Linked DNA regions of Mus musculus: region 1 is linked to region 2. A link is a loop called in an ENCODE intact Hi-C map of the cell type or tissue named here. Cell type or tissue: heart. All regions are shown on one strand.

Region 1 (2,500 bases), 260 kb after region 2:
AAGGACTATTCTAAACACGTCACCCAGCCCAGTTCCCACAGATGGTCTCTTAGATGGTAACTCCTACACACAAGGAGATGAATGGAAAACTGAACTGATGTGTCCACATCCCTGTATCTGCAGCAGGTTGGTCAGTCTGAAACTGTCATCATGCTTGTTTGTTTGTTTTGTTTTGTTTTGTTTCCATCCGCCTGTGCTGGACACGCCCTTAGCAGCCAGAGAACCTAGGTTATCTCTCACTGCAGAAATGGAGAAATCAGATAAAGGCTTTGCCTTGAACACCAACCAACTCTCCAGAGCCAATCCTGGCTGTGAGTTGGAGACGGCTTTGAGGGCGTGAGTGGCTGAGGTTCCTGGGTGTGGTTAGGCTCTATCTCTGGAGAATCCAATCCCCTAGCCACATGCAGAACTCCAGTATGACACACGGGGGTCCCCACCAATGCCTGGATTGTTTCCATGGCGTGAAGTATGTACCAGGCTTGGGTGGGCTTCAGGGATATGTCCAGGCTCTCCCTGTTCACGCTGATCTGTTTTGCAGCTCATTCTTGTATGCACAAAGGTGGTTTTCAGTGTTGCTCCAAAGCCAGAAGCACTTCAGTCAGGCTGTGGAGCTGCACATTCCTGGGCACCTTAAGGCCCTCTGGGGTGTCCCCAAGGGTCCTAATCTCCCAGCTTCCTGCCTCTCTCTGGAAGGAAAACCAAGGCAACCTGGAAGATGGAGCAGGGCAGAGATGGGGTGGTCACACGGCTGGGGAGAGGCAGTTGAACTCTGGCTGGCTTGGCCACACACTGCTTAGCAGAGAGCCAGCAGTTGAGCTTCCGGGGGGGGGGGGGGGCAGGGTGGGCCTATGGGGGGGTGCCAGTGTCAAGCCAGACAGCCTTATTAATAGGACATCTCTGAAGACAATTGGGTTGGGCTCTTCTAGAGCGGAAACTCTTGAAAGCAGACTATCATTCACTAGGATGGTGCCATGAGACGGCTGGAGGGCAACCGGCTGGGCTCAGGCCAGGAAAATGTCTGGAGGCTGGATTCCAGGCCAGAGGCCAAGTTCTCAAAGTGTCCCTAGCAGCCACTTTCCTTTTCTAACCACTAGGCTCCTCTCTAACACCAGCCTGGGGTAGAGATTAAGGCAGGAGTCACATTGGGATTAAATGCTAGCTCTTCCCTTCACAGCTCTGTAGCCTTGGGGACACCATTTAACTTTTCCTGACACTCAACACTCGTCCCATTCATCCACCAGTTCAGTAGTCGGGTGACCCCATGTAAACCGAAGCCTCCGTTTTACTAAAATGTCGGCTGAATCATGCCACTTCCATGCCACTTATCAGCTTATCCTTTGGGCTGTGACTGAAGCTCAGTTTGGGGTGCACAGAGACCTGGGTTCAGTCGCCAGCACTGACTGAAAGTGGTATGCTGCTGTGTGCTTGCCACCTGAGCACTCAGGAAGTAGAGGCAGAAAAATCAGGTCATGCTGAGTTACATAGTGAGTTCAAGGCCAGCCTGGGCTACATGCGGCTCTTTCTCTAAACCAAAGAAAAATAAGATCATAAACGTTATGATGGGCTGGAGGGGCTACAATGGCCCCATCCTGTAAGGCTGAGGAAGAAGGAGGTATCGATTTGGATAAAGCTTCTTCATAGCAGGGCATTGCTGCCATCGTGCTGATAATAACGATGCTGAATTCTGTGCCCACTGGAGAGTCCCGGGTGTCTAACACCTTAACTCAGTGGCTTTCCAAGATTGGACCAGGGGAAATCCTGCTGCCACCCATTTCCTAGAGACAGAGCCTACATGGAACAGGTTTTATGAAGATTTGGCATTTGGTGGTAGAGGGCCAACTATATAAAACACCTCCACCTCCAAGTTTACCGGGAAGATTGACCACGCCATGTTTGCTTCGAGAACCTTGTTTGCTACTCTCATCCCTCCTGCAACCCCTCAAGACTCTGGTCTACAGTGCCCGTCCTATACCACAGGAACTTGCGTTTGCTGTTCTCACTCTGCCTCTATGCCCACCCACCCCCACTTATCTTTTGGTTCTTGCCTGATTCTTTCCTTTGGACCCCCGACTGTCAGGCATCACCTCCTGAGAGAAGCCTTCTTTGGGCTTCCATGCAAAGTCACCTCCTGGGCTCCCTGGTCAATATTTCCTCATAGCACTTAGCAACTGAAATATTTCTGTGGGCTTTGCGCACCTCTCCAGTCTGGAATGAAGTTGTCATGTCTTGTGTATTAGTTTCTCCCTAGCTTTAGGACAGTGTTGGTCCCATTGCAGTAGCTCAGGTGCCCAATGGTGGTGGAGTTACTGAAACAGTCTAAGTATGGAGTGGGTTCTGCCTCACTCTGTGAAAGAGGTCCCGACAGGGGCTGGGGCAGGTTCAGTAGGGAAAGTGCTTTCTATACAAGAATGAAAACCCAAGCTGGATCCTCTGCACCCGTGTAAAACACTGGGCATGTAACATCTACCTATAAACCAGTGCTGGGATGCAGAGGCAGGGA
Region 2 (2,500 bases):
CATAAAATCTCAGATAATAATCACTGACAAAAGATTTCTTCAAAGCTTAGGTACCATAACTTCCGATTCATGTCAGATACAATAGTTCTGCTAAAATTCTGCTATAATTACCAAAATACAAACTAGTTTTGAGAAAGAAAATGCCCCTCTCTGGGGTCTGTGTTAGCTTTTCCCCCTTATTCCCCAACAAGCCTTGTTTCCTCTGGGCAGGAAGGAGAGGAAACAGAGGCCACGACTTCAGAGCATGGCCAAGGCAGGAATGAAAGCTTAGGGGACAAAAATATCAGGTTTTTTTTCCCCAATTACAGGAAAGGCCCCAACTTACCTGGGCACAGGCTTGGCTGTGCAAGGCATACTGTTACCATCACTACTGTGTCCCACTCAGGCCAAATCAACGCTCATCTTTTTAGTAAACTCAAGCTGTGTGACCACTGGTGCCAAGGACTGCAATATGGTGATGAGCCATCACCAAGTTCCCATACCCAGAGACTACCTCAGAAGGCAGTTGGGTTAAGATGGTGCTCCTGAACTAGTCTGGACAACACTGGCTGCTTTAGTTAGGGTTTTACTGCTGTGAACAGATACCATGACCAAGGCAACTCTTATAAAGGACATTTAATTGGGGCTGGCTTACAGGTTCAGAGGTTCAGTTCATTATCATCAAGGTGGGAGCATGGCAGCCTCCAGGCTGAGGTGATAGTTCTACATCTTCATCTGAAGGCTTCTAGCAGAAGACTGGCTTCCAGGCAGCTAGGATGAAGGTCTTAAAGCCCACGCCCACAGTGACACACCTACTCCAACAGTGCCACTCCCTGGGCCTAGCATATACAAATATCATACTGGCCAAAGCAGATAATCTGTATTAACACTGGCAACCATCAAAGGCAGACAATTTAGTCTCTCTCTGGCCTTCAGTTCCCTTATGTAAAACAGGGACTATTGCAATAATAGCTGCCTTAAGGTTGCTTGAGGGTTCCATTAGATCACTTACGTGAAATCTTCTGCACAATGCCTGGCCCAAACGTAAATATTAGTTGCTATTATAACTGTTAAATATACACGGTATGTCACATGAATACAAGGACCATATCCTATTCTCCGGAGTTGCCAGCACTCAGAATAGTCGCTAATGCATAACGGATTCTGACTTGGTGATTAGATACAGAAGTGGAATTACTTACATCTGGAAATAGGAGCAGCTGGATTTTTCCACATCAAAACAGAATCTCTAGTGTATGTTAGGAGCCACATTGGGAAACTGACAGACGATCTTGTCTTTAGTGCGTGACACGGATGTTCCTGAGATGGCAAGGCTCAGATTTAGCTTGGTGGTAGAGGACTTGCTTAGTATAGACAAGGTTGTGGTTTTGATCCCTGGCATTGCAAAAAAGAAAAAGAAAGAGAAAGCAAGAAAGGAGAGGGGTTGTTTGATATAACCTGTTGAGCATAAATGTAGAAATAAATGACCATGAAGAGTGTCTGACGACAGTTCCGAGGGTGGACGCTAGAGGGCGCAGAACCTGTTCGTCCTCAGCCCCCGCTGAGGGTTACGCACTAGTTCAGTGACCGACGCGGCGCGGTGACGCCACGTCCTGTTATGCGTCTGTGGGGCGGTGCGAATGTAAATATCACCAGTTTTCCAGGTCCGAACTTGGGCTGCTGCGTGGGAACTCCGACCCATGCCGAATTCTAGCGGCGTGCAAGAGTCAGGAACGCGGTTATTCCAGTGATCCTCTCCGTCCTGGGCCGAGGCGGTTTAGCCTCGCGGGGCAGGTGCGCATGCGCGACGCGGGAGCACGAGGTGGAAGTGTGGCGGACCTCAGGTTCTTCGCTGCTGTAGTGTCAGTCTGAGAGCCACCGCCGGGCTCTGTACAGCGCGGCTTAGGTCCCGGATACAGGCGGTGACCGGGAGGGCTGATCCGGCCGTTTGCTGGGCTCACTGCCCTTGATGTGGGCGCAAAGTCAGTAGCGATTGTTAATGGAGCAAGGTTGGGAACAATCTTACTCTTCGGCAGTAGGGGATCGGCTTTTTAAACAATTGCTTTAGTTATGTCTTGTGTCCCCCAAATGTTCAAGACACCGGTTCGTGAGTTCGTGAGAAGCACTAGGGTATGAAGCAGATCTCTGTTTCGGAGTGCAGACACTGAAGCAGAAGGGGAGAACTTGCAAGAACTAGGCAAGGAGGGTATGGTACCATAATAGATAGGATGGGCAGTGGGACACATTGAGTAAGATCAGAGAGGCTGGAGAGTGTGAGACACGTGGCTACCCAGAGGCGATGCCGAGGCCAAGAGGAGGAGGAAGCCCAGAGTGTTAGGTCTTAAGAAATTGTTTCAACACGCCTTTAATTCCAGCGCCTAGGAGGCAGTGGCAGGTGATCTGTGAGTTTCAGGACTCCGTTACACAGAGGAATAAACGCTAAACAAACAAACAAATTAATTAATCCTTTCCTTAAAAATCCGGCATTTAGACAAAGGTCGGGATTCCTTCAGGGATTTAA

Evidence for each region. Peaks named below come from ENCODE experiments on the same cell type or tissue, not always from the same donor. Only the 100,000 strongest peaks of a DNase experiment are listed, where the experiment ranks them.
Region 1: a loop joins it to region 2, with 4 times the contacts of the local background. A loop is called at or near these places in 20 of 42 quality-filtered maps.

The regions. Positions count from the first base shown.
Region 1 is chr14:8,341,909-8,344,408 of GRCm38, forward strand. No RefSeq gene overlaps it. Among named protein-coding and RNA genes, the nearest start is that of 2610318M16Rik, 24 kb to the right of the region's middle. In heart, a CTCF peak has its summit at 1,099; a DNase peak (open chromatin) is centred at 1,013.
Region 2 is chr14:8,078,740-8,081,239 of GRCm38, forward strand. Htd2 (hydroxyacyl-thioester dehydratase type 2) reads left to right here and starts at 1,574. Exons shown (of 6, transcript NM_001348727.1): 1 at 1,574-1,773. Rpp14 (ribonuclease P 14 subunit) reads left to right here and starts at 1,574. Exons shown (of 6, transcript NM_025938.4): 1 at 1,574-1,773. In heart, a CTCF peak has its summit at 1,513 (motif pointing right); DNase peaks (open chromatin) are centred at 1,592 and 2,222; H3K4me3 peaks cover 1,126 bases; H3K27ac peaks cover 1,040 bases.